3 separate regions of the Homo sapiens genome follow, and all the other regions are linked to region 1. A link is a loop called in an ENCODE intact Hi-C map of the cell type or tissue named here. Cell type or tissue: PC-3. All regions are shown on one strand. Links, peaks and the distances in the headings refer to the core of each region. The heading gives the core; the rest is flanking DNA. Region 1 holds the start of MIR935 (microRNA 935). Region 2 has its middle 33 kb from the start of VSTM1. Region 3 holds the start of CACNG7 (calcium voltage-gated channel auxiliary subunit gamma 7).

Region 1 (10,820 bases), core at 2,821-10,820:
CCTGGTTTCAGCCTACCTCGAGATCACTCCTAAGCTCGTTTTGCTACATCCCCTTCTCCCCCAGATGTAGATGTCCCCAAGGCTCTGGCCAGGGTCGCTTCTCTGTCCCCACCCCCCTGCTAGGCCACGTCACCCAATCCTGTGGCTTTATGTTGACGTTTCCAAAACTTACGTTTTTGAGCCACGGCCTCTCTTTCCCCCAAACTCCAGTCTCACATATCCAACTGGCTATTTGATACCACAACTCGGATTTCTCGAAGGCAGATCTATCTTGACACATCCAAAAGAGAAGCCTTGGTTCCTCCCTCCCAAAGCCACTTTCCTGATCCCAGTCTCCTCGTTCCTGGTAACAATCCTCATCGGTGCCCATCAGAGATGTGCGTGCCCAATTCAGAGAGTTCTTCTCTTCCTGGTTCCTTTTCCTTCCCTCCTCTATGACATCCAGTTCACCACCAATGCAGGCTCTAGCCTCCAAAATCCCATGCCTTCTTCCACTTCCTCCATCCCACTAACTCCACCTTGGTCCAGGCCTCCAGCAACCAGAGGAAGGCAACAGCCCGCTACCTCCTTCCTTCCCCTTTGACTCCTGAAGTCTACGTATGCTCAGCACAGCAATGTAATTCTGCTGTTCTTGTTTAAATAAAAATATGAGGCCGGGCGCAGTGGCTCACTCCTGTAATCCCAGCATTTTGGGAGGCCGAGGCAGGTGGATCATTTGAAGCCAGGAATTTCAGATTGGCCTGGCCAACACGGTGAAATCCCGTCTTTACTAAAAATACAAAAAAATTAGCCAGGCGTGGTGGCACATGCCTGTAATCCCAGCTACTCAGGAGGCTGAGGCAGGAGAATCACTTGAACTTGGGAGGCGGAGGTTGGCAGTGAGCCGAGATCAGCCCACTGGACTCCAGCCTGAGACAGAGCAAGACTCTTTTTCAAAATAAATATAAATAAGAAAATAAAAATATGATCATGGCATGCCTGTGCTCAAAACCCTCCAAGCACTTCCCATCAGATCTAGAATAAAATTCAGATTTCTTCCCAAGGATCCAAGGCCCTAACTGATCAGCCCCTACCCTGTGCCTCTGTCCTATGGTGGATCTGCTCACCGCACAGGCCTCCTCGAAGACCTGCTACTTTTCTGGGCTTTGGGGCTGCCTCTGGTGGGTGGAATGCCTGGCCCCCAGACTTTCTCACCTCTCTTTCCTACTCACAATCCACATCTCTGTGACCTCTGCCACAAGGTCTACTCCAAGGACCTCATCTAAAGTCATCCTTGCTCTGTCATTCTGTTACCACTCACTGTCGCCCAGGCTGGAGTGCAGTGGCGCGATCTCAGCTCACTGCAACCTCTGCCTCCTGGGTTCAAGTGATCCTTCTTTCTCAGCCTCCCAAGTAGCTGGGACTACAGGCACACCAGCACACCCAGCTACTTTATTTATTTATTGGTAGAGATGAAGTTTCACCATGTTGACCAGGCTGGTCTCGAACTCCTGACCTCAAGTGATCCACCAGCCTCGGCCTCCCAAAGTGCTGGGATTACAGGCATGAGCCACTGCGCCCGGCCTTCAGCTTAATTTTTAAAGCACTTTTTGGTTACTGAAATGATATTATTTATTGTTTATCTCTCCAGTGTGTTTCAGGAGAGCAGGCCCTTGTCCGTCTATTTGCCACCACATCCCCTGGCCGAGATTGGGTCTAGAACAGGTTGGCACTCAATAAATATTTCTTGAATACTGGGAAAACAACACACCAGAAATGGAGCATTCCTTGACGCTGCGCTTGCTTCTGAGTCTCCACGTTGCTTTTTGTGCGAATCTCTGAGTCTGTCTCCGGCTTACCTCTCCCTCTCTATCTCTGTCTCTGTGTGTGTTTCTGCTATCTCTGGGACTTCTCTGATTTGTGCACCTGTCAGTCTCTCCTCTTCCTCTTCTCTCTCCTCTGTATCACCTTCCTGTCTTTGACTTTTTCTCTGTCTGTGACTCTACTAGTTTGGTCTCTCCTGCTCTCCCCCTCCCTCCCCATCTTGCTCTTCCTCCTGCCTACCCTCAACCTCATTCTTTCTCTCTCTCTCTCTCTCTCTCTCGTTCTGTTTGGCCTTCAGACTCTAGAATCCATTCTCCCCTAACCAGTTCCCTCTCCCTCTTCCAGCAAATATTTGCTGTCTCTCAATTTTTTTTTTTTTTTTGAGACAGAGTCTCGCTCTTTCGCCCAGGCTGGAGCGCAGTGGTGCCATCACGGGTCACTGCAGCCTCACCCTCCCAGGCCCAAGCGAGATCCTTTCACCTCAGCCTCCTGAGTAGCCGGGACTACAGGCGTGCACCACCACACCCGGCTAATTTTTGTATTTTTGGTAGAGACAAGATTTCAATATGTTGGCTGGTCTGGAACTCCTGAGCTCAATCTGCCTGCCTCAGTCTCCCAAAGTGCTGGGATTAGGAGCCACAGCACCCGGCCAGATTTGTCTCTTTTAACACCCGCTCCGGCATCCCTCTTCTCTCCACGTATCCGTCTCTCTCACTCAGCGCTTCTCCGTCTCACTGATTTGTATTCCTTTTCCTACATTTCCCAGCATCTCTTCCTGAAACCGCCTTGGCAGAATTCTTCCTAGGGACCTTCAGTCTCTCTCTTCCTGGTCCTTCCACACAGGCCTCGGAGAGAAATTCTGAACACCCAGCTCTGATCTGTACCCTTCCGTCAAGAGAAGGGCACGCAGAGCCCCTGGCAGCATGGCACCACCGCTGCCACGTCCTCCTCAAGCTGCGTCTGTGCCTGTTTTCCCGCCAGACTGGGAGCCCCTTGAGAGCAGGGCAAGATCAAAATCACCTCTCCACTCCCAGCACCGCCCAGCACAAGGCTTCGGGGGAGGCCTCAGGAAACACTTGCTGAGCAAATATGGAAGGGAAGCCTACTGGGCGCTGTCCCCTCTGCCTTCTCAGTGAACTTCAAACCCATCCCCTCCAATCACCGCACAGCCCTTGCCCCCGCGCAGCTGTCATCCTCTCTCACCATCCTTAGAAGAGCCTCAGTCCCTCTGCCTGGAACTCAGGCACCTTTTTCTCTTTTTTTCTGAGACAGGATCTCAGTCTGTTGCTCAGGCTGGAGTGTAGTGCCGCGATCCTAGCTCACTGCAGCCTCGAACTCTTGGAGTCAAATGGTCCTCCTCCCTCAGCCTCCTGAGTAGCTGTGTCCACAGGTGTGCTCCACCACGCCCGGCTAATTTTTTTTAATGTTTTGTAGAGACAGGGTTTCGCCATGTTATCCAGGCTGGTCTCAAACTCCTGGGCTCAAGTGATACTCCAGCCTCAGCCTCCCAAAGCGCTGGGATTACAGGCATGAGCCACCGCGCCCGGCCACCCTGGTACCTTTACACTCTAGCTTGTGGCTACTTTCCCGGCCTCATCTCCCAGCCCCACCTTGTACATCAGCATCCCAGAACTGTTAGCACTGACCCCAATACATCATGCTCGTTCACTTCCTCCCGTTTTCACCCAAGTTGTTCTTTGGCCCCACAAGCCTTTCTCATGCCTTTCATCAACCAGAAGATGCCCACTCATTTCTTCAAGACCCAGAATGGGCATCATATTCTCCAGGAAGCCTACCCCAAGTGCTGCTCACTCCTGGCAGTTGGTCACTCTGTCCACCGTGTGCCACGGTACCCACGGTGGTCCGGGTTCCAGCACCGATTGCCCTGCCTGGATGGCGGTGTTTGATGACAATAAACTGCTTGAGAGCAGGGCTAGAGTCTGTTTCACCCCTGGGGATCTGGATCCTAACACACTTCCTGGTACCTTAGCAGATGGCCAAAAATGGCAATGGGTGAGTGGCTGAATGAACGAGTGACAGACACATGAGTCTCTAAGCCCCACGGCTTTCTCCTGCACACCAGACACCATGACTATGCTTCAGCATCTGTGTAATTACGTGCTTCCTCCCACAAGAGTGTGAGCTCCAAGGGCCCGTGCCCATGTTTGATGCTGTATTTCAGCACATCTCTGCCTCCTACTCTTGCCTCCGAGTTCCTGTCTTCCCTTTGTACACCATTCACGTTAGCGTCCTGCTTAAACCCGTTCCACGGCCCTCACCACTCCTAGAATAAAATCTGAACTCCTGACCTACGAGCCCCTGCACAATCTGGCCCTGTCTGTGTCTCCGGCCTCACCTTGATCCCCGCTCACCTGCCTCACTACCCTTCAGCCCTCGCTGCAAGCTCCTTCCTGCCCCGGGGCCTTTGCACGTGCTGCTCTGCCTGCCACACTCCTGCCCCAGCTCCGCCCTGCTGGCTTCTTCTCATCCTTTCACTGTCCACTGAAATCTCTTCCTCACAACTGGGTTAGGCTCCCCTGATGGAGCATTTCATAGCATCTCGTTTCTCCTATAGCCTAACTGTAATTTATTGTGTATGTACATGATCGATTAATGCCTGTCTCATGCACAAGATGTTTACTCTATGAGACGTCGGGGCCCCTGGCTGTTTTCCTGCCTCCTGCACGCTGAGCACGGAGCACAATGCCTAGCTTTTTAAGGCGCACAAATAAATTGCCGGTAATGAATGAATGAATGAGAAGGCCCTTTCTGTGCCTCGTTCGTGTCCCCTGCTCCAATGCCTTCTTATGTACCAGTGCCTGGTACACAGTAGGTGCTTAATAAGCCCTTGTGGAATAATGAATGAAAAAAATGAATGAATGCCCGCGTCCAACCCTTCTTTCTGCCTTTCTGCATCCCTTCGCTGTGTCTCTTTATATAGGGCATATATATAGTTTGTGGGTGTAACTATGTATTCGTGTATTATGGGCCCCTCTCCAGGAGTTGGGCTGGGCTGGGAGTCCCTCCCTCCCCTCCCCCCGCCCCGCCCCCCATGCACACAGCAAAACATGAAAAAGAAAACATCTCGAAACTGCAAAAAACACCATGGCCCTCCCCCCTCCCCATAGATCCCCCAAAAAAATAAAACACGACGCTCCCTCACAGCGGCCCCCTCCCTCCCCTGCCCCCTCCCTCGGGGTCCCTGCTTCGGAGGGGGAGGGGGGCGGGGAGGGTGGGCGTGGGGCGGGCCCAGCAGTCTCCAGCGCGCTCACGGGGGAAAGCGGGGGCGCCCCCGACCCCGGCAGCCTCGATGCACGCGCGCCCGCGCACGCGCCCCGGACACGCCCCTCGGCTCCCCCGCCGCGCCCCTACACAGGCGTGGTTTTCCTGTTGAGCGTGTTGGTGTTGGAGGCGGCGGCCTCCTTGGCCAGGGTCCCGGGGGCGGGCGCAGAGGGCGCGGGTGGCGCGGGCGCGGGCGGGGCGGGCGGCCCGGTGACCGTGACCGTGACGCCGCCGCCCGCCTCCTTGGGGAAGGCGTTGTGCAGCGTGAGGAAGCCGGACGCCCCCCCGCGGTCCCGCTCGGCACCCGCCCCGCCGCCGCCTCCGCCGCCGCCCCCGGCGCCCCCGGCCGCGCCGCCGAACGCCCCCACGGCGCCGCCGCCGCCGCCGCCGGCCCCCGCCAGCCCCGCGGCCACGCTGCCCTTGGAGGGGTCGCGGCTGAGCGTGTACATGGAGATGTCCGTGGAGGCAAAGCCCGGGCCCCCGGGGCCGCCGGGAGACGCGTCCCGCGACGGCGACGGCTCGCTGGAGCGGGAGCTAGAGCGGGAGCGGCGGCGGTAGCGGAAGCGGTAACTGGGCAGACGGAGGATGGCCGAGGGGCCGCTCCCGCCACTGCCGCCCGCGCCCCCGCCGGCCTTGAGCAGGTCCGAGCGAGACTGGCAGTGCGCCTCGCGGCTGCGCTCGATGTAGATGTTGACGGCCAGCACGCCTATCACCTCGGCCAGGATGAACGACAGCCCGCCGAAGTAGAAGGACCAGCCGTACGAGTAGTGGTTTTTCTTCTCCTCGTCCCGCTTCGGGCCCGGCTCGCCCGCGTTGGCGGAGATGTACACGATCACGCCGATGATGTTGCTCAGGCCTGGGCGGGGACGGTCAGACGGGAGCCTCGAGGCCACCCCCGGCCCCGCCCCCGCCCCCGGCCCCGACCCCTGCCCGCCTGCGCCAGCGGGCCCAGGCGCCACCCCCAGGCGGTCTAGGCCCCACCCCGAGTGGTCTAGACCCCCGTCCTGGATCTGGCTGACCCAAGTCCTGCCAGAAGTGAACACAACTCCCCGCCCGATGCTCTAGGCGCTTCCCTGCTGGTCTAAGCTCCAACCCAGAGGGCTCCGGCCCACTCTTAGCTGGCCCAGGCCTCACCTCTGCTGGTCTAATCCAACCCCGGCTGGTCGAAACTCCATCCCCCAGGTGGTGTAGGGCCGCCAATGGTCCAGACTGCATCATGCGTGGTCCTGGCCCAGGCAGGCTCAAGCACCCCCTCAGATGGTCTAAATTCCACCCCCAGGTGGTCCAGGCCCTGCCCTGAATGGTCCAGACACGGCCCTGGATGGTCCAGGTCCTGCCCCCAGATAGCCCACGGCCCACCTCTGCCGGTCTAACCCAGCCCTGGCTGGTCTAAACTCTGCCCCAGGTGGTCTAGGACCCACCCCCAGATGGTCTGGGCTGCCCCCACATGGCATAAACCCCACTCCTCTAGCTAAGGTCCCAACTCTGCTGGTCTAAACCCCACCCTGGCTGGTGGTAACTCCACCCCAAGCGGTCCAGGCCCCACCCCTAGGTGGCCTAAGCCCCACTCCCAGCGAGTCCAGGCCCTGCCCTGACTGGTCTAAAACCCACCTTTGATGAGATGAGTTTCCAGGCCCTGCCCTAGTTAGTCTACCTCCACCCTTAACGTTATAAACCTGGGTTTTTCCCAAGCCTCATCCCTCTGCTCCTTTGAACTCTGTTAATGATGTCATCCTGCTGTGATCAGGCCCTGCCTTTCACTTATCTAATCTCTCTTCATATAATTCCTGCCGGAGTATCCATTCTAGGCCCTCCCCTACTGGTCAAAAATTTGCCTTTAATAAAGCAGGCCCCGCCTTCTACTCTAGGCCCCACCTCCAGCTTACCAAACCCCGCCCCGTGCGGATCTTGGCCAGGGTCCTTGCCGGTCTCGGGTCCTTGCCGGTCTCAGGTCCAGCTACTCCGGCCTTTCAGATCCTCCAAGCCCCACCCCTTGCAGATCTAGACCCATCCCCAAAGCACACCCTGCTCTTCAAATATGCAAAGCCCTCCCTCTTCTCTGTATTCTACTCCTCCAAAAAAGCTCTGCCCCTGGAATTTCCCAATGCTACTCATACGGGGTAGAAAGGGGGCCTTACCCCTTAATTGCGTGCCTCTTAAGTGTTCCAGTCCTAGCTCTCTGCTCGTCTAGGCCCTAGCTCTTGAGACGGCCAATCCCAGGTACTGACTGGCTTTGGTCGGCCTCTTGCTTCAATCAGCCAGGTTGATTCTCTGTGCCCTTAAGGACATAACCCCTCCCCCTTTGGCTTTTCCAGGCATCGCCCCGTCTTTTCTAGCCTCTCCTTCTCCAAATGGCCACGGGCAAGGGCCGATTCAGTCTCCCTTACCCAGCCCCTTTAGTTTCCACTTCCCGGCCCTGGACGGTTTCCCAGGACCAGCCCCCTCTTGGATCCACCAAAGTCTCCAAAGGCCCGCCCCTTAAAGCAGGCTCCTCATCGGCGCTCAGATCACTTTCTACCTCTCCTGGGCCCGCCCTCCAAGACCCAGCCCCGCCTCTCTATCCTCAAGAGCCCAATTGTGTCTCAAGGTCCCACCCCCTCCCCAGCTCCTCCCCTTCCGTCTCCAGGACGGCGGGCTTGGGATCCTAAGCGCCCGGCGTCTTACGCGCCAGACACCTGCCTGTGTCGGTTTACTCCTCCGAAGGCGACGCGAGAACTACACCCACCTTACCCAGCGGGTGGCGATGGAGCTTGGGGACCGCCTAGGAAGGCTCCGGGCCCCCGGGGGTGCTCGGGGCAAGGTGGCTTTGCAGACACACGAACGCGCACTTGCACTCACGCGCGCGCGCGCACACACACACACACACACACACACACACGTGCGCGCCCAGGTGGGCCGCCCCGGTCGCCCCCTCCCTCTGCCTCTCACCTGCTGCCACGAACAGGATCCCTGCGCCCAGAATGATGTTCCTCTTGGACTTGTAGACGCGGGAGGCCGCCACGCACACACCCCCGAGCAGCAGCAGGATGGCGCTAAGGATGGGGAAGATGCTGGAGGCCCGGACAACTCCTGCGGGGGAGGAAGGAAAGGAAAAGGAGGGAGAGCGAGGGCGGTCAGACGCGGCCGCCTGCGCCCCCTTCCCGGCCCCCCATCTCGCGGCGCCTCCCGACAGTTCTGTGATTCTCTCTCTCCGGCTGTGTTCTGGTTTATTTTACTGTTGCCTCATTCTCTCTCCTGTTTTTAAAATTTCTCTATTTCTCGGTCTGATTTTCTCTCCCTCTTTTTCTTTGTCCTTTTCTTTTTTCTTCGGACTATTTTTCTCTCTCTTGGAATATCTTTCCCCCTCTTTATTTATCGAAATCACTCTCCCTGTTTTTCTCCCAACTTCTCCATGGATCCTCTCCCTTTCTCTTTCTCGTCCCTTCCTTCCTCTCGTCTGCGAATTTCTTTCTCCATATCCCGCAAATCACTTACTACCTCTCTCCACACCCCCTCCCATTTTCTGCCTCGCTTCATCTATCTGGGTTTCTCTCTCTCTCTACATTCCTTCCTTCCTCCTCCTCCTCCCGTTTCTGCCAGGCTGAATCTACTTCTGAGTTTCTCTTCCCTTCTTCTCCTCACGCCCCCACCCCACCCAGTTTTATTGCTGGCTTCATCTATCTTTCTGGCTCTGTCTCCCCTCTCTCCTCTTATCTGCTTGGCCTCGTATGTCTTCATAGGTCCCCCCCCACCCCGCTTTTTCTGCCTGGCCTCATCTGTCTTCCTAAGTCTCTCTCCCACTTTTTCTCCCTGGCCTCATCTGTCTTCCTAGCCACCCCCACCCACAACTTTTTCTGTCTGGCTTCACCTATCTTCCTAGGTCTCTCCCCCCTCTTTTTTTTTCTGCCTGGCCTCATCTGTCTTCCTAGGTCTTTCCCCACCCCACCCCACCCCACCCCTTTTTTCGCCTGGCCTCCTCTATCTTCCTGGGTCTCTCTCTCCCCTCCTTTTCTGCCTGGTTTCTTCAATCTTCCAGGTTTCTCTTCTCTTCACTCCCTTCCTCTCCCTTCCTCCTTCCCTCCCTCCCTACCCCCTTTAGGCCTGACTTCGTCTATCTCTCTTTCTCCCTCTTTTCCTCCCTCCCTTCTTCCCCTTATCTCTCTCTCCCCGCCCCCACTCCCCGCCCCGCCCTCCTCTTTTTCTCTGCAGTCCTTCCTTTCCACCCACCCCTAAAACCCCAGGCAACTAGATTTTGCGATTTCGGAACCTGGCTGAGGCCGCAGCCAATCATCATTTAGGATTTGCCGCGTTCTCGGGGTAGCTACCAATGGCAATACAGGCTTTCCCAGCCGGCTCCCAGTAGTGGCCCGTCACCGCCGCAGATTGCCCCACAGCTCTGCGGCGCGGTGGCCAATCCCAGTCCGGGATTCCACAACCAGTCACGGCGCAGAGTCGCCGCGAGGGCCAAAGAGAGCAAAGCGGCCAATTAGCGCCCAGGATCCTCCCTCAGCCCGCCCCAAGGTGAGAGGAGGGGGCGGGAACGAGATCAGTCAGCCAATCGGGGACCAGAGGATCTCACTATCTGGACTCGGATTGGCTGGGAGGCTAACCTCGGCGTGTCGATCCAAGTGCCGGAGTCCCAGTGCCTTTTCCCGGCACCCACCCCGACGCCTTCCAGGCCCCGCGATTTGACCCACTCCCCACGTCTGTCCCGGACCCCCACGTACGGAGTAGATACTCCGCGCTGTCGTGGTCGTAGTCCGTGTCCTCCGGGAAATGATTGATCTTCACGCAGACGCCTCTTTTCAACCCTGGAGGAGCGGGGAGGGCAGTGGTGGGGGCGGATACTTCAGGGTTGGGGGCGGGGCAACCCCACTGACAACCGACCCTTCCCTTCCCCAAACCCCTTCTCTCTCTGGGCTGCTTGGGAGACCGCAAGTCCTGGCTCCTGAGCCCGACTCGTGATATGGGACAAACTTTCAACTTCTCTGGTCTGTTTCCCCGCCTGTTAAAGAAAAGAAGAAAAGCAAGGAAAAAAACCCAAAGTCTAACATCCTTGCAGCACTCACTGCAAGGCTACAGGACCTTGGTCCTGTAAGCTGCGCTAAGTTGCTCCAGCACTCTGGACTTCCGGCTCCCACCTCTGTAAGAAAGAGGGTGTTGTTGGCTTCAATAATAGCAAGGCGCTTCCCACCTCTCAATTGGTTGAAAAGTCTGGAAATGCGTGGGAAAAAAAACAAGGAAAGTGATGCGGAAGCCGATGAGGACTACATTTCCCATGAGACCCCGTGAAGTCTGGAGTCCAGTTGTGAGAAGAGCAGCCGCAGTGGATCATGGGAGTTGTAGTCTCTAGTCCTGTGGGGATGGGGAGAGAGAGGTTCCAGTCTCTTTCTGCAGGGAACCTGGAACCTTCTGGAGAGAAATGGAGTAGTTGAAGCAAGCAGAGGTGTGTGAGGGGTGGAGTATGCCTCTAGGGGTCATGCATCCTCATCTCCTTCCCCTCCTAAGATGCTCATCCTCAGCTATTTTCTCATCCTTGGGAACAGTTAATGTTTTACCACCTCTAGCACATAGCTGGAGAAAAAAATTAAAAATATAAGTATAAACAATGTAGTTTCCTCAACTGCCCAGCTCTGTCCAGTTCTGCAGACCTCTGCCCATGCTGTGGAACATTCCAGCTCACATTCTTTGCTGATGTAGTACTTTACCTGCAGCAGGCAGCTCAGGAGGCACCTTCTTGAGGAGGCTTTCCCTAG
Region 2 (11,039 bases), core at 1,483-9,482, 50 kb before region 1:
CATGATCATCTCTACATCTAATTTGTATTATGACTATTCTTATTCTATTTTCTTTATTATACTGCAACAGTTTGTGCCTTCAGTCTCTTGCCTCAGCACCTGGCTAATCCTCCACCCACACATTCCCCCATGCCGTTCTCATGGTAGTGAACAAGTCTCAGGAGAGCTGAGGTTTTTATAACGGGTTTCCCCTTTTGCTTGGCTCTCTCATTTCTCTGTCGTCTGCCACCATGTAAGATGTGCCTTTCACCTTCTGCCATGATTGTGAGGCCTCCCCAGCCATGTGGAACTGTAAGTCCGTTATACCTCTTTTTTAAAAAGTAAACTGACTGGGCGCAGTGGCTCACGCCTGTAATCCCAGCACTCTGGGAGGCCGAGGCGGGTGGATCATGAGGTCAGGAGATCGAGACCATCCTGGATAACACAGTGAAACCCCGTCTCTACTAAAAATACAAAAAATTAGCCGGGCGCGGTGGCGGGCGCCTGTAGTCCCAGCTACTCAGGAGGCTGAGGCAGGAGAATGGTGTGACCCCGGGAGGCGGAGCTTGCAGTGAGCGGAGATCGTGCCACTGCACTCCAGCCTGGGTGACAGAGTGCGTCTCAAAAAAATAAATAAATAAAAATAAAAATAAAAATAAATTACTCAGTCTCAGGTATGTCTTTATCAGCAGTGTGAAAACAGACTAACGCAAACTTCTTCGCTCCCCCTCCCCTCACTACACAGTCCCAGGTTGCAGTGTGGAGGCCACATAGGGAGTAGCAAGGTGGGGAGGAGTGTCTCTTTGTTTTCTTGCCACAGAGAGTCATTCTTTTTTAAGCTTGGGAGTTCTTGGTGGCCATCTGTCTCGCCATGTGGAGGAAGCCAGTCTTTATGGAGAAACACAAAGATGACTCAGGGAGCATCCGGGAAGCGGGAGTGAGTAACAGTGCTTTCAGCTTTTGTTTTCTTGGTTCTAATTGCTTCCAAAGCTCAGCATTCCTTCACTCCCTGCAGTTTTCTTGCCCAATCCTTCTTGAACCAAAAAAACCCAAAAAGTCCTCCTTTGATTCTAAGCTATTCTGAGAATGGATTTTGTTTTGATTGAAGGGTCCTGGCAAACATTATTAAAATGGGTGGCCCTAATGGATATCCTTTATGGACATCTATGCTGGTAGTCACACTCACTGAATTACCATAGTGAGGACTCAGCTCTGATTTTTTTTTTTTATCTTGCCCAGATTCTTATCTAAGGGGTCTGGGGTCTCATGCCCTACAAACCATAAATTCTCATCAGATGGGTTTTATTTAGCCCTATATATCGTGACTTACTTTCCAATCTGACTCTGGCATAACATTACCTAACAAAGAAGAAAATAAAAATATTTTACCCCAAAACATGTTTCTTTGCCATATTTTTAAATGGCCCTGCAAAGCTGTCCTTGGTGGGGGGGAATATTTGCATATGTAAAGGATCTCTGTTAACATTGCTAGATCTTTTTCCTCCAGGACCTCCCAATCCTGAGGAGGTTAACTGAGAATCTAGCAACTTTTGAAGGTCTGAGTAGGAAACATTTGTCATCTATTGTCTCTAAGGGCAGCCACTATAAGACTTCAAAAGAACCTTGGTCTCCACAATCTTTTATCTTAACCTGAATATTTCCTCTCTATTAATCCCAGGTCTTTAGACAAACTCAACCAATTGTCAACCAGAAAATGTTTTAATTTACCTAAAGCCTGGAAGGCCCTGCCTCCTTCAAATTGTCCAGCCTTTCTGGACCAAACCAATGTATTTCTCAAATGTGTTTGATTGATGCCTCACGCCTCCCTAAAATGTATAAAACCAAGCTGCCCCCCGACCACCTTGGGTACATGGTCTCAGGACCTCCTTAGGGCTGTGTCAGGGGCCATGGTCATTATCATATTTGGCTCAGAATAAATCTCTTCAAATATTTTATAGAGTTTGACTCTTTTTGTCAACAAGAGTAAGTCTTGATATGTGATACGATCTGAGGGAGGCTCGGATCCACAGCTGGGGTTTGGACAGCTGTAGCATCACCCTGGGAGCTCCCGCCCCAACTCGGAAGGGGCAGGGCTCCCTGCGGCTCCATAGCGTGTATAGCCCGGGCTGGGCCTCCCTGGGGCAGGTGGCGTCATGGCAGCAGCAAGCCGTCTGGAGTGGCTGCTGCCATCACCAAAGGCCCAACCTCTCAGATCACATTGGGTGTCAAGATTTAACATGAGGCCGGGCGCGGTGGCTCACGCCTGTAATCCCAGCACTTTGGGAGGCCGAGGTGGGTGGATCATGAGGTCAGGAGATCGAGACCATCCTGGCTAACATATCTCTACTATAAATACAAAAAATTAGCCAGGTGTGGTGGCGGGTGCCTGTAGTCTCAGCTACTCGGGAGGCTGAGGCAGGAAAATGGCATGAACCTGGGAGGCGGAGCTTGCAGTGAGCCGAGATCCATCATTGCACTCCAGCCTGGGTGACAGAGCAAGACTCTGTCTCAAAAAAAAAAAAAAAAAAAAAGATTTAATATGTGGCCAGGCGCGGTAGCTCACACCTGTAATCCCAACACTTTGGGAGGTCAAAGTGGGAGGATCATGGGGTCAAGAGATCGAGACCATCCTGGCCAATATGGTGAAACCCTGCCTCTACTAAAAATACAAAAATTAGCTGGGAATAGTGGCACACGCCTGTAGTCCCTGCTACTCAGGAGGCTGAGGCAGGAGAATTGCTTGAACCCAGGAGGCAGAGGTTGCAGTGAGCCGAGATCACACCATTGCACTCCAGCCTGGGCGACAGAGGGAAACTCTGTCTCAGAAAAAAAAATAGAAAAGATCTAACATATGAATCTGTGGAAAGCACCGCCATGCAGCACAGGCCCAGGATTTGAAGTAAACTGAAGAGGCTCAACACATGTGGAGGTGGCTTTGTAAATAACTTCAGGAAACTAACTGAGGGTCATGTACCAGCAGGAGCAACTTCATAAAGGGGCCATGGAGAACCTGAGTTCCTTGCTGTTAAAAAGGAATATATAAATCCTGTTAGTTCAGAGAAAGCACAGATCATCAGTCTGATGAGGATAGGGCTTAATTATGGGCTGAATTACATCTCCTCAAAATTCGTGTGCTGAATCCTAACTCCCAGTAACTCAGAATGTGACTGTATTTAGAGACAAGAGGCCGTTGTGAAAAAAGGAAATTTGGACATAAAAAAGACACTAGGGGCTACGTGTGGTGGCTCACGCCTGTAATTTCAGCACTTTGGGAAGCCCAGGTGGGCGGATCGCCTGAGGTCAGGAGTTCAAGACCAGCCTGGCCAACATGGCCAAACCCCATGTCTACTAAAAATACAAAAATTAGCTGGGCGCGGTGGTGCACGCCTGTAATCCCAGCTACTCGATAGGCTGAGGCAGGGGAATCGCTTGAATCCAGGAGGCAGAGGCTGCAGTGAGCTGAGATCGTGTCATTGCACTCCAGCTGGGCAACAGAGTAAGACTCCAACTCAAAAAAAAAAAAAAGAAAAGGACACCAGGATATGTACATCCAGAGGAAAGACCACGTGGAGACACAGCAAGAAGGCGGCCATCTGCATACAAAGCAGAGAGACCCCGGGAGAAACTGACCCTACTGGCACCTCCATCTTGGATTTCCAGCCTGCAGAACGGTGAGAAAATCCATTTCTGTCCCATAAGCCCCCCAGTGGGGGGCATTTTGTTATGGCTTCCCTAGCACACAACTGTAGGTGGTAAACATATTTTAAACATTATAGTGATCATTTGTAAAAAAAAAAAAAAAAAAAAATTCAAAGAAATATATTTTCTACAGCTTCTCTTTATGATACCCTATGTTCCAAAGGCTACCTATTGTATTTTCTAGAAGACTATAAGAATTTTTCACACATGCTGGGGCCTGTCAGAGGGTGGAGGGTGGTAGCAGAGAGAGGATCAGGAAAAATAACTAGTGGGTACTAGGCTTAATAACTGGGTGATAAAATAATCTGATAATCAGGAAGTAGTAAATACACTAGAAAAAAAATAATCTGTACAACAAACCCCCATGACACACGTTTACCCGTGTAACAAACCTGCACATCCTGCCCATGTACCCCTGAACTTAAATGTCAAAAAAAAAAAAAGAATTTTTCTAGTATCATGCCAGGCTCTGTGGTTCATGCCTGTAATCCCAGCACTTTGGGAGGCTGAGGCAAGTTGATTGCTTGAGCATAGGAGTTCGAGACCAGCCTGGGGAAAATGGTAAAACCCTGTCTATACTAAAAATACAAAAATTAGCTGAGCATGGTGGTGCATGCTTGTAGTCCGGGCTACTCTAGAGGCTGAGGCAGGAGGATCGCTGGAGCCCAGGAGGTGGAGGCTGCAGTGAGCCATCATTGCACCACTGCACTCCAGCCTGGGTGACAGAGTGAGACCCTGTCTCAAAAAAAAAAAAATCAATTTTTCTAGTGCTATACATTTAATTTTTTTTTCTGTTATGAACATTAGGTTTCTTTGCCTTATTGTTTCAAATTCTTTGGAAGCATTGTTCAATCAATCACATGAGCACAATAGTTGGTACAAAACAGTCATTATTTTGAAAGACCATCACCTGATATGAACAGTTCATTCATAAACTTGAGCCTTTTTTTGTTTTTGTTTTTGTTTTTGAGACAGAATCTTGCTCTGTTGCCCAGGCTGGCGTTCAGTGGCACGATCTCTGGTCACTGCAACCTCCACCTCCCAGGCTCAAGTGATTCTCCTGCCTCAGCCTCCCAAGTAGCTGGGATTACAGGTGCCTGCCACCACGTCCAGCTAATTATTTATTTATTTAATTTATTTTTTGAGACGGAGTTTCACTCTTGTCACCCAGGCTGGAGTGCAGTGGCACGATCTTGGCTCACTGAAACCTCCACCTCCTGGGTTCAAGCAATTCTCCTGCCTTAGCCTCCTGAGTAGCTGGGATTACAGGCGCCCACCACCATGCCGGGCTAATTTTTGTATTTTTCGTAGAGACGGGGTTTCACCATGTTAGCCAGGCTGGTCTCAATCTCCCAGCCTCAGGTGATCTGCCTGCCTCAGCTTCCCAAAGCACTGGGATTACAGGTGTGAGCCACCGTGCCTGGCTGAGTTTGTTTTGTTTTAAAGACCTCAGGGATGTACCTCTAATTGACACTACATCACATTAATCAATAGCTGCACTTTTTGCAAACTGTGGCTATGACAGTCCTGAACAAGAAGGGTTTCCTGCTTAAGCTGCAGTAACTTTTCTGACTATGGATCATTGTTCCTTCTGTGGCAGATTTTTACACCTCCTCTAATGCATTTGGGATGACTGTCTCCAAGTAACCTGCAGCTTTCCTCACTGTCTCTCCTGCTAAGAACTGTTGCCCTTTTCTGCTGTTTTTAGAACCTTCTGTTTTCATATCCACCAGTTCCACGGCCAGATCTATAACGACCACCAGAGGGACTGCCTGAGCTTCTTCCACCAAAACTGCCCCGCATAAACTTGAGCTTTTAAGCGGCATTATATATAAGCCCTATACGAGTTTAACTTGATCTTGTTAAGGTAAACAATCTGTTCAGTCTCACTTTCTTTTTGCATTGATAATTTTAATAATGTCTGATCATTTACTTTCTAAAATCACAAATGCAGTAGCAAGTTTTGGCCAGTTTCATTTTCTTAACTTTTCTCCTCCACATGGGACATGCTACGGGAAGAGGCTTAGAATCGTGGAAAGAGGAGAGTCATCTGCTTTCAGTGCTGGATACAAGGGCAGGTTGTGTGACCTTGGGAACACGTGTTAAAATCTCCAGAACTGCATGTGCCTTTCCTCATCGTGAAGACACAGATCTCGAATAGGGTTGTTGTAGATAGTATGACCAACTGTTACCGTTTTACCAGGATTGGTGTGTGCAGGGGCGTGTGTGTGTGTCTTAGGATGTGGGACTTTCGGTTTTAAAATAGAAATGAGGAATTTCCCAGGACACAGAAATTTCAGGGCTAAACCAGAGAAAATCCTGGGCGAACCGGAACAATTTGGTTGCCCTAGTTGTAAGCACGTGAGTTGCAAAGATGTAGGTGTGATTATTCCCTTGATTCAGTAAACAATTTTTTTCTTTTTTCCCATTGCCCTATCAACCCAACTCCTAGGTCTAATTCTTTACCTGTGCCCTTGGGTGACATGTAAAGCAAGTCTCATAACTTTTTTTTTTTTTGAGACAGTCTTGCTCTGTTGCCCAGCCTGGAGTGCTATGGTGCAGTCATGGTTCACTGCAACCTCTGCCTCCCAGGTTCAAGTGATTCTCCTGCCTCAGCCTCCCGAGCAGCTGGGATTACAAGCATGTGCTACCACGCCCAGCTAATTTTTGTATTTTTAGTAGAGACAGGGTTTCGCCATGTTGGCCAGGCTGGTCTCGAACTCCTGACCTTAAGTGATCCGCCCACCTTGGCCTCCCAAAGTGCTAGGATTACAGGTGTGAGCCACTGCGCCCGGCCTTCTCATAATTTTTATAGTCATCTTAGGTCATAAAGACTTCCAGCTGCTTCTTAAAAAAGTCACATACAAGAAAAAAATACAGTGTCAGCTCAGTGATTAAAATCCTTTCGGCAGGTTGCCTGCAACGTGGAGGAAGCGTGGTCAGCTTTTCCTTTATCTCCCCACGTGGAGCTTCTCCTGCTTCCCCCACTCTCTTGCAAGGCTGCAGACCTCTCACCTGCAGTTCCCTTGATGCCTGTAAATGCAGCTCCTCCACTTGGTCACATTACTGAATCCTTGGGGATCCGTCAGTACATTTCCAGCTTCTCTCTGCAGACTTCACCTCCTACCTCCAGGTGGCGCTCCTGCAAAGGATAAAAGCTCCTGGTACATTCATTCTCATATTCATTCTCTCTCCCCCCTCTCCCCCCCTCCCCCATTTCTCCCCTCTCCCCTCTCTCCCCTCCCACCCTCTCTCTCTCCTCCCACCCTCTCTCTCCAGTGAGGAAAGACCCTGTGTTAGCCCGTTCTCACACTGCTATAAATAGCCGAGGCCGTGTGTGGTGGCTCACACCTGTAATCTTAGCACTTTGGGAGGCTGAGGTGGGCGGATCACTTGAGGTTAGGAGTTCGAGACTAGCCTGGTCAACATGGTGAACGCCACCTCTACTAAAAATACAAAATTAGCCGGCTATTGGCGCATGCCTGTTGTCCCAGTTACTCGGTAGGCTGAGGCAGGAGAATCGCTTGAACCCAGGAGGCGGAGGTTGCAGTGAGCTGAGATTGCACCACTGCACACCAGCCTGGATGACAGGGGGGCTCAGTCTCAAAAAAAAAAGAAAGAGATTTAATTGACTTACAATTCCACATGGCTAGGGTGGCCTCAGGAAACTACAGTCATGGCAGAAGGGGAAGGAGAAGCAAATATCTTCTTCACAAGGCAACAAGAGAGAGAGAAGAGCAAGCAAAGGAGGAACTTGCCAAACGCTTATAAAACCATCAGATCTCCTGAGAACTCACTTTATCATGAGAACAACAAGGTAGAAGCCACCTCCATGATTCAATCACCTCCCACCAGGTTCCTCCCCCAACACCTGGGGATTACAATTCAAGATGAGATTTGGGTGGGGACATAAAGCCAAACCATATCAGACCCCATTCCTCTCTGGACCCGCCCCTCACCCCATATAACTACTCTGAATTGTCCAGTTGAAGAGACTGTCATCCTCCATCACACATCTACGGTGGACAGAGGATGGGACTCACAGCACACCAACAGCTTACGTAAACAAACACACAGAAACAAAACAAAACAAAAACTCTTCTAATCTCTGGAGACTATTATTCTAAGTGAAGTAACTCAGGAATGGAAAACCAAACATCATATGTTCTCACTGATATGTGGGAGCTAAACTATGAGGATGCAAAGGCATAAGAATGATACAATGGACTTTGGGGACTTGGGGGGAAAGGTGAGAGGGGGGCGAGGGATAAAAGACTATAAATGGGGTGCAGTGTATACTGCTTGGGTGATGGCTACACCACAATCTCACAAAGCACCACTAAAGAACTTACTCATGCAACCAAACACCACCTGTATCCCAATAGGAAAAAAAATACCTTCTAATCTCAACACTCCTTTCTTTTTTTTTTCTTTTTTTAATTTTTATTTATTTATTTATTTTTATTTTATTTTATTATTATTATACTTTAAGTTTTAGGGTACATGTGCACAATGTGCAGGTTAGTTACATATGTATACATGTGCCATGCTGGTGTGCTGCACCCACTAACTCGTCATTTAGCATTAGGTATATCTCCTAATGCTATCCCTCCCCCTTCCCCCCAACACTCCTTTCTTACCTTCAGGTGGACAAGAGGCCAAGGGTGTGGGGAAATTAGGTTTTCAGCATTTTCTCCTGAAGTCATGCAGAAATGGCCTTACTGTGAGATCTGACCTCGCTGGCATCTATAATCTTTGGGCCTGAGCAGAAACTGAGATTGCAATGAATCTACTTTGACATTCTGTTATATACATGTGCAAAAACCTTGGGAATACTGGGTATGAGCAGTTTGGAAGGAGAATGGATGGTAGGAATTCATTTTCATAAAAAAAAAAAAAGCTCATGAATAAGTGCACAAGAAAATGTAAGATCAGCCGGGCACAGTGGCTCACACCCGTAATCCCAGCACTTTGGGAGGCCGAGGCAGGCAGATCACCGGAGGTCAGGAATTGGAGACCAACCTGACCAACACAGAGAAACCCTGTCTCTACTAAAAATACAAAATTAGCCGGGCGTGGTGGTGCATGCCTGTAATCTCAGCTAATGGGGAGGCTGAGGCAGGAGAATCACTTGAATCCGGGAGGTGGAGGTTGTGTTGAGCTGAGATCGCACCACTGTACTCCAGCCTGGGCATCTCTAAAATATAAAAATTAGCCAGGCTTGGTGGCGGGCGCCTGTAATCCCAGCTGCTCAGGAGGCTGAGGCAGGAGAATCGCTTGAATCTGCGGGGTGGAGGTTGCTGTGAGCCAAGATGGTGCCACTTCATTGCAGCCTGGGCGAAAGAGTGAGACTCTGTCTCAAAAAAAAAAAAAAAAAAAAAGAGAACCCAGACCTGGAGTGGTGTCTCACGCCTGTAATCCCAGTATGGTGTCTCACTGCAGCCTTGACCTCCTAAGCTCAAGTGATCCTCCCGCCTCAGCTTCCTGAGAAGCTGGACGCACAGGCAAATGCTAATTTTTAAAAACTTTTTTGTAGAGATGGGATTTTGCCATGTTGCCCAGGCTGGTCTTGAACACCTGGGCTCAAGAGATCCTTCTGCCTCAGACTCCCAAAGTGCTGGGATTATAGGCGTGAGCTGCCACACCTGGCCTCCAGAACTATTTTAAAATAAAAAGTTAAGCCAGGTGAGGTGGCTCGCTCCTGTAATGCCAGCACTTTGGGAGGCTGAGGTGGGCAGATCACTTGAGGTCAGGAGTTTGAGACCAGCCTGGCCAACATGGTGAAGCCCTGTCTCTACGGAAAATACAAAAATTAGCTGGGCATAGTAGCAGGTGCCTGTAGCCCCAGCTACTCGGGAGGCTGAGGCAGGAGAATTGCTTGAACCCAGGAGGTGGAGGTTGCAGTGAGCCGAGATCGCGCCACTGCACTCCAGCCTGGGCGACAAGAGCAAGACTCTGTCTCAAATAAATAAATAAAAAGTTAATTTTTTGGAAAGGATGAGATAAAAAGCAGACGAAGGGCATAGAAAGGCCCTTCCAACGCGGCCCTCTCCAACATGAGGAAGCCTCCCACGAGATTTCCACTCACATCTCAAGAAACACAATTGCATCCAGCCCCTTCCTTAAATAACCACTAGCAGTGGGCGTGAGTTTACCTAACTGGGCTAAAGGTGTTTAAACTTCAGTGTGCATCAGAATCACCTGGAGGACTTGTCAAACCATAGGTTGGAGAGGAGGAGAAAGGAAAAGCTCACCTTCAGAGTTTCTGACTGATTCAGTAGGTCTGGGGTGGGGCTCAAGAATTTGCCTTTCTGACGAGCTCCCAGGTGATGCTGACGCTGCTGGTTCAGGGACCACACTTTCACAACCAGCACGTCACTAAGCCTTAGACTAATCAAGATTCATGCCTGAAACTAGAAAAGGGCCAAGTCTCCAAGGAACAAGGGTGGCCAACTGACACCTGAACAAAATCAGGGTTCTCGGCTGGGTGCGGTGGCTCAGGCCTGTAATCCCAGCACTTTGGGAGGCTGAGGTGGGCGAATCACGAGGTCAGGAGTTTGAGACCAGCCTGACCAACATGGTGAAACCCCGTCTCTACTAAAAATTCAAAAATTAGCTGGGTGTGGTGGCGAGCACCTGTAATCCAGCTACTGGGGAGGCTGAGGCAGGAGAATCACTTGAATCTGGGAGGTGGAGTTTGCAGTGAGCTGAGATTGCACCACTGCACTCTAGCCTGGGCGACAGAGCAAGACTGCATCTCAAGAAACAAAAACAAAAACAAAATCAGGATTCTCTTAGCAGAGAAGATTTTGGATTTTGAGAAACACCTGTCCCTTATATCGTACGATGACTTTTCTCTTATTTTTTCTGATCTTAATATAATTATATCAGCTTCCTGGAGAAGTTCCTCCACCACATTTTCTTACTTGTTCATTTTTCTTCAGCTGTATCAATTCTGCCTTTTTTTTTTTTTTTTTTAAAGAGACACGGTCTCACCATGTTGCCCAGACTGGTCTCGAACTCCTGGTCTCAAGTGATCATCCCACCTCAGCCTCTCAAAGTGCTGGGATTACAGGCGTGAGCCACGGCACCCACCCTACTGCCTATTCTGTTAGAGGATAATGTTATATATTTTTTACCATCATGTATTTTTATACTTTTTATTTCCATAAGCCTCTTGCTTTATGGAAAATTGTTCTTGTTTCATATTGCTAATATGTGTCCTTTTTTAGTATGTTTCTTTTTTTTTCTTTTTATTTTTTGAGACAGGGTCTTGCACTGTCACACAGACTGGAGTGCAGTGGCACAATCATAGCTCACTGCAGCCTTGACCTCCCAGGCTCAAGCAATCCTCCTGCCTC
Region 3 (9,420 bases), core at 1-8,000, 75 kb after region 1:
GCCTTTCCTCCTTTGGGACCCTCCCCCCAGGCCTGAAGCCTCCTCTTCTCCCTCTTTCTCCCACCCTTTCCCGGATTCAGGCATTTGAATCTCCGGGGTCCCCTTCTGCAAGTCTTAAGCCCAAACTCCATCTCTCCTCCATCTCTCGGGAGACCGTAACTCCCCCTTTCTGGGACCCCTTTCCAGACCCACATCCTGCTCTGGCCGGGCCTGGGTCCTCCGCCCTCGCCCCGTACCTCGCCTTCCTCAGGGACCCGGCCTCTGCCCTCCCCAGCCCACGCTCGCTGCGACTCGGACGCGAGGAGTGCAGTTTCCCACTCCGGGACCCTCGGACCCCGTCCTCCGGGATCGCCAGGCCCAGGTGTCCCTGCATCCCCCATAGCCGCTCGAATTCGGGCGTCCCGACCGCCAGGATCTCACCACCCCTGGAGCCACTCGGGTCCCTTGTTGCCCCAAACCCGGCTCGCAGCCACCTCGAGGGGCGCCCCTTCTTCCTCCCAGGACCCTCCGCTAGCGCTCACCTCGCTCAGGGCTGGGCGGACGCTCCGGGCCGCGGGCCCCGCAGCCGCATGACCGGCCCCGAGGCTTCCCCCGGCCGCCGCCGCCGCCACCGGGGTCGCCGGTGCCCGCGCCCCCCGCCCCCGCCCCGGAGCCCGGCGTCCCGGCCCCCTCCCGGCCTCCCACCCCCCACCCCCCGCGGCCGCGGCCTCACTCGGCGGACGGAGCCGGGAGCAGGAACCGGCGGCCGCTCATTGGCTACTGCGGAGGAGGGGAGGGGCGGGGAGGGAAGGGGGGAAGGATGCAGCGAGGGAGGGAGATGGGCCTTGAGGATGGGGGAGGCAGAGAGGGAGAGAGAATAGAAACAGAGGCAGAGAGCCCGAGAGGGGCAGAGGCACAAAGAGAGACAGGGCAGAGAGAGAAAGTCACGCCGAGACCTTGAGGCCGAGAAATCCAGGGACTCAGGTCTGGAGACTGAAGGAGACACAGAGACAGAGAGAGACAAAGAGGGAGAGAGACAGAGTTTAAGACCACCCCTCACCACCTAGGCGCAGAGATTCTGAGGCCTGGGAAGTGGAGAGGTCAGAGACCAGGAAGAGACAGAAAGAGACAGGGGGACGCCCAGAGGCCTGGGGCTGAGAGATGCTGAGACCCAGAGACCTTGAGCTTGGAGAAGAGACAGAGACAGAGGCAGAGAGAGAGAGACAGAGAGACAGAGAGAGACAGAGAGAGACTCTGAGAAGGAGAGACAGCAGGGACAATCCTGGGGGTCCCCTGACGAGGACTGGGGCTCTAGCCAGGCCTGGGGCGGAGCCTGGGGTCTGGACGGCTGCAGGAAGCGGGAGGGGGCGTCCCGGGCCGGGGTCCCTACAGCAGCGGGCGGGCGCAGAGCGGAGTCGGGTCCTGCAGCCGCCGCGGAGCCAGGAGCCGGGCCACCCCCCCCCCCCGCCGTGATGTCAGCGGGGCCACTCTTAAAGGGGCAGGCCGCCCGCCGAGGGTCGGAGCGGGGGCTGGGGCCTGCGGGCACTGGATGGGGGTGTCGCGGCGGTGATGAGGGAGAGAGGGGCAGCCCCAGCATCCACCCGGACCGGGTCATGGAAACCCAGGAGACTGCAGGGAAGAAGACGTGCCCGGGTCCGCAAGGAAGACTGCGAAGCTTTGGGGCTCAGTCCCCTCCAAACACACAGACAAGGCACACCGCTCCACTGGTCTGGCCCTGACCGGAGACTACATTTCCCATCAGCCCTGGCGGCAAGGAGCCGCACTTGGGGGAAGGGTCTGCCGCGAGGCCTGCGGGGAAATGTAGTCCATCTGCACGGTCCCCGGCACTCCCCAGACTCTCAAGTGGGTCAAGGGAAAGAGGCCCAGAAGGCGCGTCTGCCTGCCGTGTGCCTCCGTCGCCGATTCCTAGGCTCTCGGGTTCTGGCTGTTTTTGGTTGCTCTGGCGTGGGGGTCTCTTCCTCTGATCAGGTCTCTAGGTCTCTCAAGAAGAGGCCAGACTGTGATCTCCCCGCTTGGGAAGGACTTCTCCCCGGTGTCTGAGCCTGGGGGTGCATGTGAGCTTGCGTGGCTGCTCTGGTGAACACGGACGCGCTGGGTCTCTGCGCGGGGGTCGCCACCTGGCACTCTCAGTGATCTCCGTGCCCCTCTCTCGCTGTGCACTGTCCACGTTGGTGCCCTCTGTGATATTTTCTCTCCCTGTCTCTGTCTGTCTGGGTCTCCTGCCTCTGTCTGCGCGCGCTTCTCTGCTTGCTCCCCTGCAGTGGGTGTCTCCCCTCTCACTTTGTGGGTCTCCGTGCTTTCCTTCTCTGTTTGTGTCTATGTACAGTCACTGTCCCGCCTCCACACCCCGTTCATTCTCCAAGCTTACAAGAAAATATCCAAACACTTCAGCATCAGCATCCCAAATTTATTCTCCAGCAGCTGTGGCCGGGTGGGAGAGGCTAAGGGAAGAGGAGGGGAGGAGGAGAGTCCCAGAGAGTGGCAGGCACTGGGGAGAGTTGGGGTGGGTCCGAGCCAGACAGGAGCCATGCACGGCAGGCGGGCTGCGGGGAGAAGTGATGGCTTCGGGATGGGGAAGTCTAGAACAAAAGCTGATTGGGAGCCTCTGGGGAAAGAATCCTCCATATATCCCAGAAATCCCCAGAGCACAGCAGCGGGACGTACTGGAGGAGGGGGGCACGCCTCCCACTCATCTAGAACTAGAGTGGAGGCGGGGAGCCTCGGAGGCCGAGGGCTGTTCTGGAACCTGAGTCTGGAACAGCCAACCCCGTGAGGCTATTTCCCCAGGGGCGGGGTCTGGGGGGAGGCACAGAACTACCAAGATGGAGTCTCGAACCCCATGGAGTTGGGGATGGTTAGTGGTGTGGTCTCTGGACCCGATTGGGGCAGAGTCCAGAACGCTAAGGTCAGGGAGAATATCGGGCTCCGCTCAAGTCTTGAACGCGGGACGGCTGTAGAGGCTGTATGGAGTTCAGAAGGCCAGGAACGCTTGGGAGGGGCGTCTAGAACCCGCGGGGGCAGAGCTGGAATGCTGGGGTGCAGGATCTAGAATGGGACAGGGGGTGGTGAAGTTGGGGGTGAAGTGGGGCTGCCGCCGGCACGGCGGAGGGGACGTTGGGGACACCTAGTGGCGGCGGGTGAGATTACATGACGGGCACAGGCACTGGGCTGGTGGGGCTGCGGGCATCCGGGTGCACGAAGTCGGGGTTCACGTAGGTGAAGCCCTGGAAATCGGCCTGGTCGATGCTGGCCAGGACTAGGCGGTCTGGAGGGGTCAGCGCTGGCGCCGCCCGCGTGAAGAACTTGTCAAAGTTCTCGCCGCTGCGGCCACACTGTGGGAGACGTGGGGGAGGGAAAGTTAAGCAGCTCCGAGGGCTCCTCGGGTGTCCCTCTGTGTACCCCAGTCTCATCTCCTGTCTCCTGCAGAATCTCTATTCATGCTTCATGGTGTCTGCACCTCCTTTTGTTGGGGGCGGGGGGCTCTGCAGAGGGAACCCCACCCCCACATACAGGTATATTGAGGCCCAGGGGAACCCCACCCCTTCAGGGACCAGGTTTTTGTTGCCTGGAGGGTGACTGACCGGGCGGGGTCTGAAAGGAGGCGGGATCTCCAATCGTTCCAGCCGCTCCCAGTCAATCCAGCGGAAAAAGCCATGTGCACGGATGGTAGGTTCCCCATCAGGCCCTGAGCCCAGGCGCTTCCCTGGGTGCTTGGTCAGGAACTGTGGGAAACACAGAGAGAGACAGACAGACAAACAGACAGAGTGCCGGACAGGTAGACCCAGAGAAAGAGGGACAGAGACAGGCAGATGGAGGAACCAAGAGACACAGGCATGAGATCCGGAGAGATAAGAACAGCCAGGGGAAACAGGCAAATGGAGGGAGGAAGGGAAAAGAAAGGAGAGAGAGAGAGAAGAAAAGAAGAAGAAGAAGAAGAAGAAGAAGAAGAAGAAGGAGGAGGAGGAGGAGGAGGAGGAGGAGGAGGAGGAGGAGGAGGGAGGAGGAGGAGGAGGGAGACAGACAGAGAGCGAGACAGAGAGAGACAGAGAGGAGAGAGAGAGGAAGAGGGACAGAGAGAGAGAGAGACAGAGGGTGAGAGTGAGTGAGAGAGAGAGAGAGAGAGACAGGAAGAAGGAGAGGATACATGAAAATGATAGCAGATGAAATTCATACCCAGAGACCCAGGGACACACAGAGAAACAGAACAAATCATGAGGGAGATGGAGAAGAGGAGAGGGAAAAGGGGTAGGGGGAGAGAGGGAAGGGGAGAGAGGGACGGGGAGAGGGAAGGGTAGGGGGAGGGAGGGAAGGGGAGAGTGAAGGACAGAGGGAGGTCGGTAGGGGGAGGGAGGGAAGGGTAGAGGAGATGAAGGGGAAGAGGGAGGGAATGGGGGAAGAGAGGTTGCAGACCCAGAGAAAAGGGGAAATAGAAATTCAGAGGGTGGTACAGAGACCCCAGGTAAGAAGGCAGAAACTCAGAGAAGGGAGGAGACAGAGGAGACCCAGGGGGACAGAGATTCAGAAAGAGAGAAGGATAGAGACCCAGGAAACACACACCCAGAGGGAGGAATAAAGACCAAATATGGGGACAGAGACCCAGAGAAAAGGGAGGACAGAAAGCCAGCAGGAGAGGAGGGTGAGATGTAGCGTGTGTGTATGAGAGTGGACACAGGAGGGGACAGAGATGGGGGGTAGGGGGGTTGGACAAAGGCCCAAAAGTGTAGACAGAGATGCAGAAGGAGACACAGAGAAAAGGAAGAAACACAGAGAGCCCCATCGTATGCAGATGGAGGGGAGGCATGAGACAGAAACCAGAGAGACTGTCAGGGAGATGCAGAGAGAGCAGCTAGACGCAGAAGGTGCTGACATGGGCTGAAAATCTGCTATGGGCCAGGTGCTTTCTTCTGTGTCAACTCCATAACCCCTGAAGAGAGTTAAGCTCACAAAGTTTTGGTGACTCACCCAAGTTCACACAGGAAGAAAAGCTGCAGAAGTTGGGTTTACCTGACCCACCCAGTTCTAGACAGACAGACACCCTGGACTTTCAGCACTTCCTGCAAGCAGGGAGCTGGGGAGTGGGAGTCACAGAGAAGGATGAGACAGAGGCCATCTCCAGGCCTCGTGGCAACAGGGCTGGAAATCATTGTTCTAACAAAACCTATGCATCATATCAACTTTTCCAACAGATGGAAGTAAAGTGACTTCAGGAATGGGAGCATTTTTCTAATAGGCACAGAGACAGCAATGGGGTGTGTGGTTGTGAGCCTGGAGAAGCTGGGAGTCAGGGGGCTCTCACCCCCTTGCAGATGGCCACGGCTTCCCGGGAAAGCGACTTGGGGTAGGTGACAGTTTGTTCCATGATGGCCTGAAACAGCTCCTCCTCGTCCTCCCCATCGAAGGGAGGCTATCAAAGTGGAGGGGATAGAGAGTCAGGGACATGCCCAACTGCCTTTCCCCAAACCTTCCACACCCTCCTCACCCCACCGGGAACATGCCTGACCCATCACACGCCCCACATGCACACCTGACCACACCCTCAGGAGAGATCAGACCAAACCACCAAAGCTTGATCTCTCTCCTTCTCAGGTTCTCTCATTTCCTATCTCGGATGCCTCAGATCTGTGCATCTCTGTACTATTCTGCCTCTCTTTATCTGCTATGTAAATCAGCAGGCTGTTAATTATGCAACATGTCAGTTAAATAGAAGAGAGGAAAAACTGCAGGAAACACCCTAAAAGCATTCTCCTGGTTGGATGAGTAGTTCACAGTCTTCTGAGGTTACAAAAAATGATACCAAGGCAAAGATTTAGAGATGGGGTTTCATCATATTGGCCAGGCTGGTCTCAAACTCCTGACCTCAAGTGATCTGCCCACTTCGGCCTCCCAAAGTGCTTGGATTACAGGCGTGAGCCACCATGTCCGGCCAAATTTTTTTTTAACTTCTAACTAAAATTTAGCATTCCCTTCAGTTATGAATGCAGGCAGCAGCAGTGCTTGTGGCTTCATTATCAATAGTAATCACAGGTATTTTCTCATCACATGAGAGTTGCAGATATTCCAAATTATTAGTCATTGCTACATCAAAATTACTGTTAGAGCTCCTTTTTACTTTACTACCATTAGAACTTACTACTTAATGAATTAATAAGAAATTGCACATATGTCCATTTTCCAATTTTAAATATTTAGACAACTGTATACATTGAATTTAGTTGGTTGTTAGATTCAATTAAATTTTAAAAGTTTTGGTGACTATCTTTCAAAATGATTGATTTCTTTTGTTTGTTTGTTCTTTTGAGATGGGGTCTTGCTCTGTCGCCTGTGCTGGAACACAGTGGCATACTCATAGTTCAGTGTAACCTTGAGTTCTTGGGCTCATGTGACCCTCCTGCCTCAGCCTCCCCAGTAGCTGGGACTATAGGTGCCCACTACCATAGCCAGCTAAGAAGATGATCAAGAGTGTGGTAACCAATTTTTTTAGTTGTAGTACACTCAGCAGTCCAGGAATCCAATCAAGCTGATTTAGAATGTATGTAATTGTCTAAGCTGACACAGCCAGTAAGTGGCAAAGTGAGGATTTGAACCTTGGTTTTCTGCGTATGTATTATTCTATTTTGTGCATTGAAAAACATTCTTCTGAGAAGGGATCCATAGGCTTAACCAGACTGCTACTTTACCATCTAGGGAGAAAGAATCCATGGTAACAGAACAAACAAAACAAAACAAAACAAAACACCTGGTCTACATTAAGACAACACTTCAGAACCATGGACAGCGCTATTCGAGCACAACCTTCTGGGCTCCTTTCTAACTGGCTCCTCCTGAGATCCAGGTGCCCCTCTCTGTCTCTTTTAGCCAAGCCAGCTTCTCCCCACCTTCCCTTACCTGTCCTGCCAACATCTCATACAGCAGAACTCCAAAGGACCACCAATCGACAGACTTCCCATAGGGCTGGTAGGCAATGATCTAGGGGAGGTGGAAGGCAGGGAATCATGATGCGTTCTTTAGGAAGCCTAGGACCCCTCTGGCCTCACCCCCTGGGAGCGCTACCCACGTTAAGTGCTTTCAGCACAAGCTCTTCCCACTCTGAATATTTATTTCATCAGGTGATTTTTTGTTTCGTTTTTTTTTTTTTTTTTTTTTTTTTTGACAGGGTCTCACTCTGTTGCCCAGGCTGGAGCACAGTAGTGTGATCACGGCTCACTCAGCCTCAACTTCCCAGGCTCAGGTAATTCTTCTACCTCAGCCTCCCAAGTAGGTGGGCTACAGGTGTGCACCACCACACCTGGCTAATTTTTGCACTTTTAGTGAAGATAGGTCCTCACTATGTTGCCCAGGCTGGTCTCAAACTCCCGGACTCAAGCAATTGGCCTGCCTCCGCCTCCCAAAGTGCTGGGATTATAGGAGTGAGCCACCACGCCCAGCCTCCACTCTGAATATTTTGGCCAGCGATCTAACTTTTGGAATATTCTGGAAACAAAGCATACCTACTTCAAACATTCATTTGGCCTCAAATAGAAAGACTACCTAACGGCCAAGTCACTGGTTCCACCCACCTAGAATATTTGTGTCAGAGTCAGGAATATGTGTGTAGTTTTCAAATTTTCTTATCTTTTTTCTTTTTTGAGATGGAGTCTCACTCTGTAGCCCAGGATGCAGTGCAGTGGTGCAATCTTGGCTCACTGCAACCTCCACCTCCTGGGTTCAAGTGATTCTCCTGCCTCAGCCTCCTGAGTAGCTGGGTTGACAGGCACACATCACCATGTCCAGCTAATTTTTGTATTTTTAGTAGAGACGGGGTTTCACCATGTTGGCTAGGCTGGTCTTGAATTCCTGACCTCAAGTGATCTGCCTGCCTCAGCTTCCCAAAGTGCTGGGATTACAGGCATGAGCCACCATGTCTGGCCTCAGTTTTCAAATTTTCTACAGATGATTCTGATTACCAGCCAGGTTTTGTGATCACTGACATTGATTATTTGGGCACGAGTCAGGCACATCCTCCCAAGTAGCTGGGACTACAGGCATGTGCTTTATCCATCTATACGTACATTCAGAACATCAGCCCCACCCCTTTAACAAAGTCGGGTAATACCCCACCCACTTAAAATACTCATAGGACAGCATCTGCTCTCCCAGAACCTTAGGGATCTCACCCTGCCCTTTTTCTTTTTCTTTTTTTTTTTTTTTTTGAGACAGGGTCTCACTCTGTTGCCCAGACTGGAGTGCAGTGGCGCGATCTCAGCTCACTGCAACCTCCACCTCCCGGGTTCAAGTAATTCTCCTGCCTCAGCCTCCCAAGTAGCTGGGACTACAGGCACCCGCCACCACGCCTGGCTAATTTTTGTATTTTTAGTAGAGATGGAGTTTCACCATGTTAGTCAGGCTGGTCTCAAACTCCTGACCTTGTGATCCGCCCGCCTCAGCCTCCCAAGTGCTGGAATTACAGGTGTGAGCCACTGCACCCGGCTTTTTTTTTTTTTTTTTTTTGAGATGAAGTTATGAAGTTATGCTCTGTCACCCAGGCTGGAGTGCAGTGGTGTGATCTCAGCTCACTGCAACCTCCGCCTCCCCGGTTCAAGCGATTCTCCTGCCTCAGCCTCCCGAATAGCTGGGATTACAGGCGCATGCCACCACGCCCGGCTAATTTGTGTAATTTTGTTAGAGATGAGGTTTCACCATGTTGGCCAGGCTGGTCTCAAACTCCTGACCTCAAGTGATCCACCTGCCTCAGCCTCCCAAAGTGCTGGGATTACAGGTGTGAGCCACCGCGCCCAGCTGATCCTGCCCTCTTGAAAAATGCAGCACAGAAGTCCAGTACACTTACATCAGAGAAACACGTACAACACAGGAAATAAGCTTCCATCCAACTGAATACTCCAGGGAGAGCCCTGCCCAGTTTAAAGTATTCAGAAGATAGTCCGGACATGTTCAGTGTTGGCAGGGGACAGGCCACACCCACTCAGAGTACACTAGAAATCGTCTGCCCCTTCTCAGAAGGATCCAGGGTCAGGTCCTACTTGGAATTCCTACGAGCTGGTCCCACTCTCCTGGAACATTCACCCACAGGTGCTGCCCACCTTACCTATTTAGAGACCCAGCTGGGCCCACCTGGCAGGCTCAGTGCCAAGCTCACCTGTGCTGGAGGCTGGAGGAACGACTGGCTGTGTAAGAAGGCCACAACTCATGACAAGGTCTGAGGGTCAGGCCTCACCCGTGGTGAATACTGGACCATCAGCTACACCCTCTAAGGGATCTCAAAGCGTGACCAGAGCAGCAGGGTTGGGGTTACCTCCGGGGCTATGTAGTCCGGGGTCCCGCAGAAGGTGCGGGTTGTCGTCCCGGGGAAGACGTTCTCCTTACACATGCCAAAGTCAGTGATCTTGATGTGTCCCTCAGCATCCAGCATCACATTGTCCAGCT

What was found. Peaks named below come from ENCODE experiments on the same cell type or tissue, not always from the same donor. Only the 100,000 strongest peaks of a DNase experiment are listed, where the experiment ranks them.
Region 2: a loop joins it to region 1, with 4 times the contacts of the local background. A loop is called at or near these places in 9 of 110 quality-filtered maps.
Region 3: a loop joins it to region 1, with 2.3 times the contacts of the local background. A loop is called at or near these places in 16 of 110 quality-filtered maps.

The regions. Positions count from the first base shown.
Region 1 is chr19:53,977,201-53,988,020 of GRCh38, reverse strand. CACNG8 (calcium voltage-gated channel auxiliary subunit gamma 8) reads right to left here. Exons shown (of 4, transcript NM_031895.6): 2 at 9,792-9,875; 3 at 8,014-8,154; 4 at 1-5,941. The coding sequence ends at 5,172. It overlaps MIR935 (microRNA 935), which reads right to left and starts at 5,714; the gene lies at 5,624-5,714. RefSeq lists an enhancer at 7,506-8,038. In PC-3, for the core only: no CTCF peak of the experiment used is centred there; DNase peaks (open chromatin) are centred at 6,990, 7,570 and 10,350; H3K4me3 peaks cover 4,289 bases; H3K27ac peaks cover 2,834 bases.
Region 2 is chr19:54,025,848-54,036,886 of GRCh38, reverse strand. No RefSeq gene overlaps it. Among named protein-coding and RNA genes, the nearest start is that of VSTM1, 33 kb to the left of the region's middle. RefSeq lists an enhancer at 427-1,002. In PC-3, for the core only: CTCF peaks have their summits at 5,440 and 6,793 (motif pointing right); DNase peaks (open chromatin) are centred at 5,446 and 6,776; H3K4me3 peaks cover 1,035 bases; H3K27ac peaks cover 826 bases.
Region 3 is chr19:53,900,619-53,910,038 of GRCh38, reverse strand. PRKCG (protein kinase C gamma) reads right to left here. Exons shown (of 18, transcript NM_002739.5): 14 at 9,290-9,420; 15 at 6,886-6,966; 16 at 5,297-5,404; 17 at 3,582-3,722; 18 at 2,387-3,332. The coding sequence ends at 3,144. CACNG7 (calcium voltage-gated channel auxiliary subunit gamma 7) reads right to left here and starts at 761. Exons shown (of 6, transcript NM_031896.5): 1 at 522-761. RefSeq lists an enhancer at 2,135-2,676. In PC-3, for the core only: CTCF peaks have their summits at 2,885 and 3,121 (motif pointing left); DNase peaks (open chromatin) are centred at 4,958 and 6,768; H3K27me3 peaks cover 3,247 bases.